Linked DNA regions of Mus musculus: region 1 is linked to region 2. The links are chromatin contacts, found by Hi-C in ENCODE. All regions are on one chromosome and are shown on one strand. The core of a region is the stretch at or near the end of the contact, and the rest is flanking DNA. Distances in the headings are between cores, read along the strand shown.

What was found. A loop is a pair of places that touch in the nucleus more often than their neighbours do.
Region 1: a loop to region 2 is called in a map of T-helper 2 cell, with 4 times the contacts of the local background. The contact joins the promoter of Adcy7 here to the promoter of Cyld in region 2. A Hi-C loop is called at or near these places in 3 of 37 maps with a recorded cell type or tissue (T-helper 17 cell, T-helper 2 cell and regulatory T cell).

Annotation. Positions count from the first base shown.
Region 1 is chr8:88,290,577-88,297,040 of GRCm38, reverse strand. Adcy7 (adenylate cyclase 7) reads right to left here and starts at 2,837. Exons shown (of 28, transcript NM_001037724.4): 1 at 2,779-2,837; 2 at 1,907-2,014; 3 at 1,362-1,469.
Region 2 is chr8:88,695,172-88,702,091 of GRCm38, reverse strand. It overlaps Cyld (CYLD lysine 63 deubiquitinase), which reads right to left and starts at 5,064. Exons shown (of 17, transcript NM_173369.3): 1 at 4,993-5,064.

The sequences.
Region 1 (6,464 bases), core at 1,588-4,087, 400 kb after region 2:
CCAACGTCATGCCTGGTAGATGCACACTAAACCGAAACACACACACCCAACCCTGCCCCCTGCCAAAATCTTCTCTGGTCCTAACGGCTAAGTCTCAGTTCTTAGTCTTTCTATTGCCATATTGCCTGCGCAATTAAGAACAGTTTTAATTTTTAATTGAAAAAGTGACTCCTGGCTCTATTGGATATGGCTGCATGACTGCTCCATGCCTCAGTTTCCTCTTTTGGAAATGGAGAAGAACAGTCTGACCATAAGGTTTTGAGAGGGCTCCGTGGGGTCATGCAGACAAGATGTTGAGCCAGCACCTGGCACAGACTGAGGACATCTACATGACTGTTACGACACCAACAAAAAGGACCAGAGGTATGGAAAGAAGTGATCTGAAAGAAGCCCCTCCCCCAATCCTGTCTGAAGCCCACAGCTTCAGTGGCCCGGCTCCGGGAGGACAGAACACCACCTCAAGATGCCTTTGAGGGTACCAGGCAGCAGCAGAGCTGTTATCTTGGGTCTAGTCCAGCTGGGCCCGAAAGAAGGAGCCATACAGTGACTGCGGACCAGGCTGAGGATGCTGCTACGAGCAGGAGGAGCTGACAGGTGACATCCCAAACAGTGCTGGACATTGCCCTATGCCTCTCGGGCTTGCTGACAGACAGGAAGTGTTCTGTGGCCTCTGGACATGGCAAGGAGAAAAAGTGGTCTGCCTTCCTCAGAGCCGCCAGTGTGGGAAACAGGTTGGCTTTCCAGAAGCCACTGCTAACCTTGGCACACACCTCTGTCATCCTAGCCTACAGTCCAAAGCTGCCTGGAATGGCTGAGATTCAAACTCAGGCCTGCCTCACTCCAAGGTCCAGGTTAATATATTCTCTCTCATTCTGGCTGTCTCTCTCTCTCTCTCAATTTGATTTATTACTTTATTTTTAAAATCTATTTTTTACGCGATGCATATGGGTATTTGGCCTTCATGTAGTATGCACCATATGTATGCCTCCCCTGAGGAGGCCAGGAAAGGGCACCTGATATTCTAGAACTTGACCTACAGATGGTTGTGAGATGCCAGGTGGCTGCTGGGAATTGAATCTGGGTCCTCTGGAAGAGCAGCCAGTGCCCCTTACCACCTGAGCCATCTCTCTATCTCCAACTAGTTAATGTTATTTTATGTGTGCGTTTTGCCCGAGAATATATGTATGTGTACCATGGCATGTGGTGCCTTCATAGGTCAGGTGTCAGATCTCCTAGAATGGAGTTATAGATGGTTGTGAACCACCATGTGGGTGCTGGGAACCAAATGCAGGTCCTCTGCTAGAGCCAACAAGTGTTCCTAACCACTGAGCCATCTCTCCAGACCCCAGGCTCATTCTTACCTTTGCACCTGCATTCCTTGACGCACAGGACAGAGCAAGCTAGCCACACATCCACAGGGCCTTATCACGAGGAGTGCTGAGTCGTCTCTCCTCTCCCGTTTAAAGCCCCTATAATACATATGAACAAGTCAGCATTCAACAGCTGTGGGCCTCAACCCTCCTAACACTGCGACCCTTTAATACATACAGCTCCTCATGTCATGGTGACCCCCCAACCATAAAATTATTTTTACTGCTACTTCATAACTGTAATTCTGCTGCTGCTATGAATCATAATGTAAATATTTTTAGAGGTAGAGGCTTGCCAAAAAGGTTGTGACCCACAGGTTGAGAACCTCTGACTTACAGGAGACCCGCTACTGGTTAAGGGGCCTCTCTCTGCACTGCAATAATGAACTTCCTTTAGGAAATGCTAGCTTTGGAGTCTCCCAGACCCAGCTTAGAACTCCTCCCCCAGGAAGTCTCCCCAAGCCATGGTGACACCTCCCCCTTTCTGGCAGTCAGGGGCCCCACTACCAGGGTGGAGAGACCTAACAGGGACCAACCTGACTTTGCCCTCTTGGATGGTGGGAAGAGATGAGGTCAAGGCCCTGTGGCTCTCGTGGGCTCCACAGCTGTCTCCTGGGAGCTTCCAGGTAGAGACATCTTCTTCCCTGGGGAAAGGAGGCAAGAAGATAACTCCTAGTGCCAGAGTGTGACCATGTGCCTCAGTTTCCAGGCCACACTGGGCAGAGAACAAAATTCAAAAAACAGTTCAGCTCCACCTCCCTCTGCATAGCTCCAACGGCCCAGGCATTTCCTCGCCCTCTCCTGGCCTGGTCACTCCAGGGTTCCTGAGCTGTCCTGCTTTTCCAGCAAAGGACTGATAGGTAGAAGTGAGCAGCCTGCCCCACCAGAACCCAGTAGGCCACCTAGGGAGTCCAGCAAGGCCTCTGTCCCAACAGCAAGCTTGAGGCTACTACCCACCTCAGAAGTCTCAACAGCCCACACAGCAAGCACTCGCTGTAGAAAGGCCTCCCTAGCCCAAGGTCCTGAAGGACTCTCTTCCCAGGCTTCCTGAGAGCCCTATAAGGTCAATAGGACCTGTCTGTAACGGGGGAGGGACAGGCCTGAGAGGGAAAAGCCTTCAGGGAAAGCAACCCCTGTGTCACCTAAACCACTGTCTCACCTCCAAAGTTAGACCGGCCCTGGACTCAGAGGCCCTTTCCATAGCTATGTGAAGCATGGGTACCCTCCTTTGGTCTCCCCAAACTTCAGCCTTCCAGAGCTTAGGCTGTAGACTGGACACTAGAGGTTCACACATGGAGCCTTTGTCCCAGCAGGCCCTGCTCCTTAAACCCTGGCCTCCCTTGAGGACAATTTTCCAGGGACCCTTGTACCTGGCCAGAACACCAAGAACCCCAAACCCCTCGCTTACCCCAGCCCAAAACTCTCTCGGCAACTTCTTGGGTCTTCCTGGTGGCTGTGGGTTTTGACTGATTTTGCTTCCCCAAATAAGCCCCGCCCTTTCATCATTGAGTCTGAGTGGCCTGAAAATGCTGCCCATCACCCACCTCATAGCACATCCACTTAGCCAACTCCTCCAGGAAGACCACTTGGTCCCTCCCACCTGGCTTCCCCAGGGCTGCCCTAGCCTGTTACTGCGGGGGTGTAAGGTACCTCCTCACAGGCTGAGCACTGCTCAGCATCTTGCAGGGCAGGCGTGCAGATCCTATGCCACATTGCAATAGAGCCAGCACCCAGTGGGCAGTGTAGGCAGGCCCAAGTGTGGAGGATCCCATCTGACCTCCATAAAGCCACCCTCTAAGTCTACAAGTGCTAAAAGAACGAAGGGATCCACCGCAGCCCCATCACCAGTTCCTCTCTGGACTCCTGCCTTACACCAGGGTAAGGTGCTGAAGCCACAAGAAGCAAAATAACACAGGGTTCCTGTGCAACACATGTGGGGACAGGGGACCCACGTGACCAACTACTAAATGAGGAAAGGAAATGGGAGGGTGGACAAGGTGCCGCCTGTGCTCACAATGGAAAAACAGGAGAGCCTAGAGGTTCAGAGTGCAAGTTCTGAGCTCAGACACCTGGAAGGTGCTGTGTGGCCTAGCCACATTTAGTAACCTCTCTGGGCTTCAGCCTCCAGATACAAAGAATGAACTGGTAGTGGTACCTAACTATTAGGGGCTTCATACAAAAGGCAGCATACCATCAGCAGCACCATGACCTCGAAGGGTCATGCTAGCCTACTCTAAGCATGAGGTTTGCAGCCTAAGCAACCTTGACATACAAGGACCAGAAAGCTCTTCCCAGAGGTATCCATCTTCCTGCCTGCCCACCCCTGCCCACCACCAAGCAGTTCTTCCCCCTGACTCCCCTGGCAGGGAAAGGGATGCAGCCGTGCCCCATTCTGCCCCCCAGAGCCCCTTGGTATCCCCATGCATCTCCCTGGGGCATTTGGTATTTCAAAAGAGGCTGCCTCCCATTAGTTGGGGCCCCATGAGAGCATCACCTCCAGCCTCCTTCCCAGCCAGATGGGGTCCTGGAGATAGGTGTGGGGAGCAGGGGCGGGCTGCCTGTCCCAGCCTCCTGTGATTGATAGCAGGGCCGGCCAGCCTGCCATGGAAATGAACAGACTGAAGCCCAAAGGACAAGGTGACATTCTTAGAAAATGGTGGTACCCAAGTGGGGGCTCCCCTTTTCTGAGGAGAAGGGGAGGGGGACAATGGGGGGGTACTTGTAAGGGTGGGATTGGATCTAGAGGATGTGGGCTGTGATCAGGATGTAAAGTGAATTAAATAATAAATAAATAAATAAATAAATAAATAAATAAATAAATAAATAAATAAATAAAGGAGAGGGACAGACATGTCCACTGGATGGGTCCCGTGACCACCGGATGGGTCCCGAGCCCACATTCTCCTTGCTGAGGGAGAGATACTCGTGTGGTCAGGGCTGTGCCATCCCACAGCACTCATGGGGAAATGCATGCTGGCCTGATCGCTGCAGAGCCCAGTGGCCCTGGGTTGTCCCTCCTGTGCTTCAGAGCCCTGTGCTTCTCCCTGCTCAGCCTGGGGAGCTGATGTAAGTCATCAGTGACGTAAGTCAACTGACCCCAGGACATGAGACTAAGCCACTTCCAAGGTAGGTAGCTGGGCCTCAATAGGGCACTGAGGGCCAGATGACAATCCAGGCTCTAGAAGCATCCATCACTGGCACCCTTCCGACCCTTCAGAGAGAATTGTGCTCCGCAGATCTCAGCCGGCCATTATGTAAAGGGGGCATAAGCTCCTTCCTTCCAGGAGCCAGGCCTCTGTCATGGCCACTTTGTAAGGACCAGCTGGGTGCTGATGTCCAGGGAGAAAGCAAAGAAGGTGGCCCTAGCGATTCAGAAAGCACTGCTGAGAAATGGCCTACAGTAGCCGAGATTTCAAAGAGGCAGGGAATTCCTTTTAGTGGCCAGCCCTGGGTGGGGGTGAGGGACAGGGATGGACACAGGAGAGGGCATAAGAAAGATGTCGGGAGGTTGCCCACAGAGACAGGCAGACACATGGAGCTGCCCTCTTGGTGGAGCCTAGGACTCCTGAAAGGGCTCCCCTCAGAGGAATGCCAACCAGGTTAAGTGCTGTAGTGTGTGCGGCATGGAGGCTGCATGGATGGGCAGAGAGACTGCACAGACAAGCAGCAGGGGAGTGCCAAGCCAGTGCTGTGAGCAAGTCAGAGGGCTGGCTAAGAGTGGACACGAAGACAGGGAGACCTGGGAGGCTGACAGGGATCACATCTGACCTCTGCAGAGGAGAAACTAACCATACACTGTTAGAAGTCTCAATACTGTGAACCTCCTACTCGGTCCAGGCTGGCCACCCCATCCTGTGCTGAGCACAGGGCCTGGGCCAAACCAACACCCGGGGCCACACTACATACATCCTGCAAAGACAGCAGATGACAGCAAGAAAGCTCTGTTCTAAGTATCCCTGAAGAAGGCCAGCTAGGGAAATAGAACAGTGACCAGGCTGCTGCCCATTCAACCCACCAGCATGTCCACCTAGCAGAGGACTCGAGGGACAACAGACCCATCAGCCAGGGTGGGTCTGAACCAAGACTGGTGAAGGCCAGCCACGACGCGATGCTGAAACCCTGAGCAGCAGCGGGTTGAGCCGGATGCCTGTGGCTAGCCAGAAATGCTGTGGCACACATTCCCCTCCCCAGGGCGTCAGGGCAGAAGGTCAAAGGACAAGAGCAGAGCCCATGGACCATCCCTCCCCCAAGCTACAGTGGAAGATGATGCTATACAAGCTGACCGTCAGAGTGTGTATCAGAACCTCATATTTACCTCCGGGGCGCCATCAGCTCCATCTTACAGATGAGAAACCGGAGGAACAAAAGAGACCAACAAGGGACATGGACTGTCCCAGAATTACCCACTGGCTCTGCCTACCTTCATTGCCTATCTCCCACCCAAGGCAAATGGGAACCCTATGCTATAACACCAGCACTAGGGACCAACATCAGATGGTCAGGCATATATATGGAAAGTCCCATGTCACCCAGCCATCTCACAGTGAGTCCAAAGATAGCAGTCACACTATGCGCAGGCACCTCTCTTCAAGGAAGCTCACCACTGTTAGTGCCCCCACACGTCCACAACAGTTCTCTCCTTTGACCCTGTACCTTACCAGAAAGGACTGGGTGTCCTGACCCCACCCCTACCCTCCAGCATGGTGGCCCACTACCCTTAGGTAGTGGATGGGAGGAGGGGAGACTCGATCCAGGAGTACACACACCCCATCCTCGGATTCTTCTGTAAACTGGGCAGTGAATGGCTTTGACCATGTGGGCAAAGAGGGTGAGGGTGTTCACATGTCCTTCAGACAGCATCAAGCTGGCCTCTGTCTTCCTTCCCAGAGAGGCCTTTGTCTGTCACCGCTGTCTTCCCCTTACCACGTCCACCTCCATTCCCTAGAGCCCCAGGGCCAAGTCCTAACATGGAGACCTTTCAAAGCCGCTTCCAACTCTCATAGTGTGGCGTTTCCTCCTTCCAACACAACCTTCCGCCTTCCCTCCTCATGCAGACCCCTGGTACAGGGAGCTCCAGAGCACACAGCACTCCAC
Region 2 (6,920 bases), core at 3,815-6,314:
TAAATCAAATACTCTTAGAACTAAAGCAGAAATGGTATTATTTGACTCAATAATAAAGCAACATTGCTATGTTCCACACACAAGAGTAACATATCTCTTAGAAGTATCCCATCATTTTCACAAGTCTGTCCTTTTGCAAGCCCAAATGAGAGACTCTGGTCACCCAAGACAGGATAAGGCAGGCACTCCTCCAAACCACTGCCACCTGAAGCACCTGCACACTTGGTGAGGCTGGAGGCAGCAGCGGCAGCAGGAGCGGCTCCTCTTCCTGCTTCCTTTTGTAATGTGCTCTTTAATTCCACTTGAGGGCACTGTCTACTTCAACAGAAAAGGAATCAATTTATATCTGCTACTTACATAACACACCTGTAGATACCTCAATCTTAGCCCCATGTAAACAAAATCCCTCAAGAGGACACCCAAGAAGCTACACAACCCCTTAATATGTCTCTATGCCTCTGAGGAACCAAGATAAAGTGTTTGGCTTTTTTACTAAAATGCTATTATGTCAGCATTAAGGAAATTACCTTTTTCTTGATCACTTAGGTATCATTAGGAATATAAATTATTATTAGTGAGTCTCAATATAAAAAGCTGTTTATTACTTTGTCATAAAGCTTTTCATCCTGTTCTCTGGCTCTCTTGCCTGTTTTATAGAAATCACAGTATATACTTAAATGTCTCTCTTGAAATCAGCCATTTTCTGTGGTTTCCTGCAGTCAGCCTGTGACTGTTTTTGTGATGTTCTTGCTTTCCAATTTACTGCTTCTAAACAGTTCTAAGAAGTGAGGTGATGAGCTATGTTTGTGTGTCTGAAAAAGGCAAAGCAACACAAATAAAGAGGAATAGACAAATTCTAGAGAGGTACTGAACACAAAGGTACACAAGGCCTTATTACAAAGAGGTTTTAAGACTGCTCCCAGGTTCAGGTAGTCAAAAAGCAGCAAGTTATTGTTTGGGGTCTCTTTAAAATGCATTTCAAAATTTTTGACCAAAAACATTTCATAGCTATTTTATTTTTAAAATAATTCTTTTTATTTCTAAAATTTCTAAAACTGGGTATCTTTAGATGGTAAATTGGTACCTGCCTATTCTATTAACTCTCTCTAACTTAACAACTAATGCCACAATTTGAAGTTTAAAAAAATTAGTGTTAATGAAACATTATCAAAACAAAATAATTGTATATGTTTCAGGACATTATATTTAAATGAATTTGATCTCAAAAGATAGTACACAGTTTTAAGAATTATATAACTGCTTGGTTTGTAAAAAGGTCTATGGCAATAAACAGAACTTTTCAAGAATATTTTTTAAATGAACTAGACAAAGAATGATGAATGCAACTTGTTGCACAAGTGAACCTGAGTTTATATTCAGTAATAGAATAGGTACAACAGACAACTAAAATAGTCAAAACAAACATTATAAAATATTTTTTAAAGTATTATCCAAAGAGAAAGAGACGTGTGAACCTTCCCGCTTTTAAAAGGAATATATCAAGAATAAGATTCAGGGGGTTGGAGAGATGGTTCAGCAGTTAAGAGCACTGACTACAATTCCAGAGGACTCAGATTCAATTCCCAGCACCCACATTGAAGCTCACAACTATCTGTAACCCCAGGATTTGACACCCTCACACAGACACACATGCAGGTAAAACACTAGTGCATATAAAAACGAGAATAAATAAAATGTATAAAAAGAAAAAAGTATGTTTGAAACACATTAAAATTAATTTCCTTTATTACAAATAATAAAATAGAATAGAGAACTTTGTCTCTTTCTACACACATACCTGATGAAAAACCAAATGATCATTTATCATCTCAAAACATCAGCATCACAACAGAAATATCCTAACCATCTTTTCTCTTCCTGTAGTAATGAATATAATACCAACATTCTCACTCCTCTGGGATCTGCACAGTAGTTAAATAAAGCCTTAGAACCCCAAGCAATAAGAACTGTCTCAAGACTCTACAAAGAGAAACATCAAAATCACATCGTGAGCTTTTTCCAGATCACGTTCAATATTCTGATACAGTCAGTAGACCCTGAAAACTACACACTTTAAGGGCTGATGTCTGCTTTCCACCCATTCAGCTTCCGCTTTAAGTGCAGGTCATGACTGCTATTAGACAACAAGTTCACAGTAATGAGGAGAGAGAGAGTATGAAGGGGGAGATTTTCAACTATACTCTCGAGTTACTTGGCAAATGGAATCATTGTGAAGGTGAATATATCAGGAACAACTCATCTAAACATTGTCCCATGTCTGACTGGGTAACAGTAATTGTGTATATTTTGATTAATTACTGAAATACTGAAAGAAGAGTATCAAAGAGCTGGACCACAACAATGTAGCCTCAAACTGTTCAGCATGACACAAAGATGAAAGGAGGCCTTTCTTGGGGACACTGGAGACGAGGGAACAAAAAAGAATCTATCTGCTTATGAGCAAGTTGTCGGCCTGAATGCTGAGTAAAGGAGGGTTCCATTATGTTAAGATAAAAATTATTAAACTAAATGAGGGTTAAAAAAATAAATGTTGAACAATTTCCAGTGAATGAAATGATAAGATGAACAGGATGCAAGTCCTACAACAAATATTAATGATCAGAATTACCAGGTTTTAAGAATCACAATATGAATGGTCACCAGCTACATAAAAGCGATAATGTAATTTTTCTAGACTAAAACATCTGGATGCTCAAGTGATCAAGATGTACCATCCCCAAGACACTCACAAAGACAGGTGTAATTCAATCACATCTGGCTCTTCTGAGGTAGCCTCCTTGTTCTAAAACACCACAGAAAGCTTTCTAAATCACAATAGAAATTACAATACTAAATACTGCTCAAATCACAAATGGTAAAGAGGTAAGCAGGCTGGCATGGATATGCAAGAAAAGAGCCACATCTTCTCCAAATGCTTTCAGTCAGTTAGAATGACTAACTTAAGAAAAAACAACTCTTACTAAAAGAACAAGTCATTACATGCCTAAACAGTAAATAGAAATACAGAGATTTCAAGACCAGAATAATTTGTGACACGAGGATACAGTCACAAAACCAAGTGGGACTTAAAAGGTTTATTTAATAAAAAAGTCTGGAAAAAAAAAAAAAGTCTGGCTCTTGCATCTGCAGTCACATCAGGAAGACAGGAACAATGCTGTCTCTTGTGAGTTAAACCTAACCACTGGGCTCTAAAAATGTGACTTCCCCACTCCTTGTCTTTCCAGGGACTAGACCAGAAAACTTGATTAGCTTAGATTGTAATGGTGGAAGCCAAAATGCTATTTCCTTGTCCTATTTAAGTGACCAGAAGTTTCTACTATGTTAAAAATAAGAGTCAAGAAATAGAGAAACATGATGTTTGCCTAAAATATCATTAATTCTCTGGGGAAAAAAATCACAATCAATTTTATACTATGCTACTATCCATATAAGTAGAAACAAGTAAGGTGAAATGTCACAATTATGAAACCAGGTTGTTTGGAGCTTCATTTGAAACTAAAAATGTAAGATGACAGTATAAACACCAGGAGCAAAACACTAAGTATAGATTGATGGGCAGGATAATTACTGCTCTTTCTTCATGTATTAAAGACTTCCTTAAATCACTTAACCACAGTTTAGGTATCTTCTGTTTAATATGTCATTTTTACATAACAAGTTCCTGGTCTTATCAGCTCATCTCAAAAGTTTCCAGTCCAAACAAGGCTTTTTTTTTTTTTTTTAAAGAATACCTTAAAATTTTGCAGCAGAACATTAGAGAATGTTCTGGGTACTGTCAACATTCAAATTACATGAACTTCACTAAGAATTTCCAGCAAATCACTTTCCTTCAATACTGTTCTAGTGCAAATCCACCCACTACCCAGCGGGGAGCAGCAGGCTAAATTCTTGGGGCCATTCAACCTACTTGAGGTATGAGGGGGTGTGCAAGAGACTGATGTTTGAATGCACGCCCTCTTGATGCCTGCATTCTTCTCTGGAGCCAATGATTACAAAAATGAGCAATCTTATTAGGAATCCCTGATTAGCCCCAACACAGACACACACAGACACACACACACACACACACACACACACCACAGCAAGGTATGAATGAATGCTCCTCTAAGGAGACAACTTTCCAGGGAAAATCAAAAAGAGGAAGGTGGCGGGGATAGTGGGGGTTGGGAGATTGCAAGGCTTGGTGGCTAGAGGATGACAAACCCCTAAAACATGCAAATGCCAAGGGGTGGAATAGAAAAAGATGCCAAGGACATGAATAACCTGGCAGCTGACCCAGATGAACTCAGTTCCAGACCATGATCATTCGCGACTTGGCGGTCTCCTCCAAGGCTGACCATAATAATAAAAGGAAAAACAAGGTACCTGTCTCAACAGGATGCACCTTCCAACTACACAACTGTGCAAAACCATCCTCTCTCCTCCCCCCTCCCTCCAGACCAGAGAAACTGAAAGAAAAAGCAGAACACGCCATTAGCGAGGCCAGACTGCTCTTCCGGGAGCGGAGCCACCAACACCCCACAAAACAGCACAGACGTGAGGTACCATAACCCGAGATTCTCCCTGCCTCCTGCAGCCGTTGGGAGCCAGGCAGGGTCCCGGCCTCAGTTTCCCCATCTGTCCACGACGGCGGGCCAGAGAGAAAGACGGAGTCCTGCACTGCTCCTACCCAAGCCCTGTGGTGCAGGAGTCCCGCGAGTCGGGAGCCCTCGGGCAGGCTGGAGGTGACAACCGCGGTTGACGTCAGAAGCTCGTCGGCCCGGGGCAGCTAACGGGCGGGCGCTGAGGCCCGACGGTCGCCTCCGCGCTTCAGGGCGCCTGAGGCAGAGCAGGAACACTGGGGACCTAGCGTCAGCCGCGCGGCCGCGCACACTCACCCGCCTCGGCCGCCGCTCAGCGCCGCAGCCCCGGGCTTCAGAACCAGCGTCCCGGGCCGGCCGGGCGCCCCACACCCACCACCCCAGTATTTACCTCAGGCGCGCGGGCCCCCGCGCAGCCGAACCTGCTACCTGGGCCCGCCCCCACCTGCCCCGCCTCCGAACTGCCCGCGGGGAGGGAGGAGCGGAGGCGGAGAGGGTAGATGCCGCGCTAGCCAATCGTATTCAGAGATCCGACCCTGCGTGCGCTCTGATTGGGTTTTCTTGTAACAGACCTTCCTCCAATGGCTGCTGGCAGGGTGCTGGCTGAAGGGACTTTCCGCTCGGTCAAGCTCGGTGGAGGCAAAGGGAAAGCGAAGGGGCGGGGCAGAGGAGAAAGGGTGGGGGCGAGGAGCGATGGCTGATTGGGCGAAAGGCCGCCAGTGTCATGTCACCATTGGCTGAAACCACGCCTGGGCGGGGCGCTGTGCTCTTAGCTCCACCCTCCTTGCGCGGGTCTTGTCTCTTGGCTTAGCTGTCAAAACTAGGGTGGGAAGCGATCCAGAGAAGAACTGAGAATAATTTTCAGAATTCCATTGAAAGAACAAAGCTTAGAATTACACCTAGAGTCAATGTTTTCTTTCTCAGTTTGTCAACATGTAACACGGGGAACTCCCAACCATCCTAAGCCTCAATTTCCTCGTCTGTAGAACGGAGGTGTTAGTACCACCTGTTTTACCGGATTATTGTGAAATGCTATATAGTATCTCCTAACAGTAGACTCTGTACAAACTGAAGCTCTTTCTGTCCTCAGATGGCGTCTGGGACACCTGCTGTTTTTTTAAACTTCTGTGGCCATCCTCTCCAAGGGTGGAGAGAGTCTCCTAAGGATAAAGAAAGGCTTTCCACCCTCTACCTTACCCGGGACTGCATCCCTGGCCACCAGCCAGAATTAAGGGTATAATGAAGGATCTTTCAATTAGACGGAAGGATTCTGACTCCCAAAAGTGTTCAAAATATTTAAAGAAACTCTTTTTATAATCAGCCCCAGAGCCTGGCAGCACATGACTTGCTTCACTGGATAGTTCTCTTAATTAATTCCTTCTCCTTTGACATTTTAACTACTAATTATGGGAGAAGGTGATTAATACTGAGAAGGAGGGGTGTGTGTGTGTGTGTGTGTGTGTGTGTGTGTGTGTGTGTGTGTGTGTGTGTTTAATCATGACACAAATTTCCCCAGTGAAGACTACCATGTTTCTGAAAATCCAAACAATGAAAACCACTAACACAGAAGCAGACAGACACATGGGTGATTGCTAACAGTATTAACTCACAACTCCTCTCCCTGCTGAAATCAACCATGATGAAATTGGTATCTTCTGAAAACTGAAGCCTCAACTCTTTCCTGTCTTTCACTGGTATACATATATCCTGTTCCCAATTTCCCAAGCTCTAGCCACATGATATAAATCAATAGTGACACACAGTGGCCTTAGACAACAACATTCCCCTATAGATCTGGATTCTCCCATGACACTGGCATGATTCAGAGATCCAATCTGGCTGTGTGGGAGAACATTTTGCTTGGCCCCATCCAACAAGGAAGAGGACAGAGTTGAGGAAGTAGACTTGGGAATCTTTTAGTGGGTCAAGCAGACTTATTTTCTCCAGATTGTCAGAGTCCTTCCCCCACTCTGTTTTCTCTCCTCAGATCCTTTCTCTCATGCTCATTGTCCTTAGGCTCCTGGAGATGTGATTTGCCGCTCCTGGCTGAAGCATCTTTATGTCCTTTCTGATAGTGACATCTTGTATAGTTGAATGCTCTGCTTCAGTAGGGTTTGCCACTGCACTATCAGTAACCATGTACCTCACTTATCCCCACCCCCACCCCCGCTGACACATGCTCACTGAATCAGGATAAGGGCCTGACTTCATCCAAGATCACCAGCTCATCCAAACCTTACTTGCAGGCTCTTCTTAGTCGCCATTCCAGGTCAGTCGGTACTGGCTGCCTAGAACTGAGCTGCCTAGAACGATGCTGAA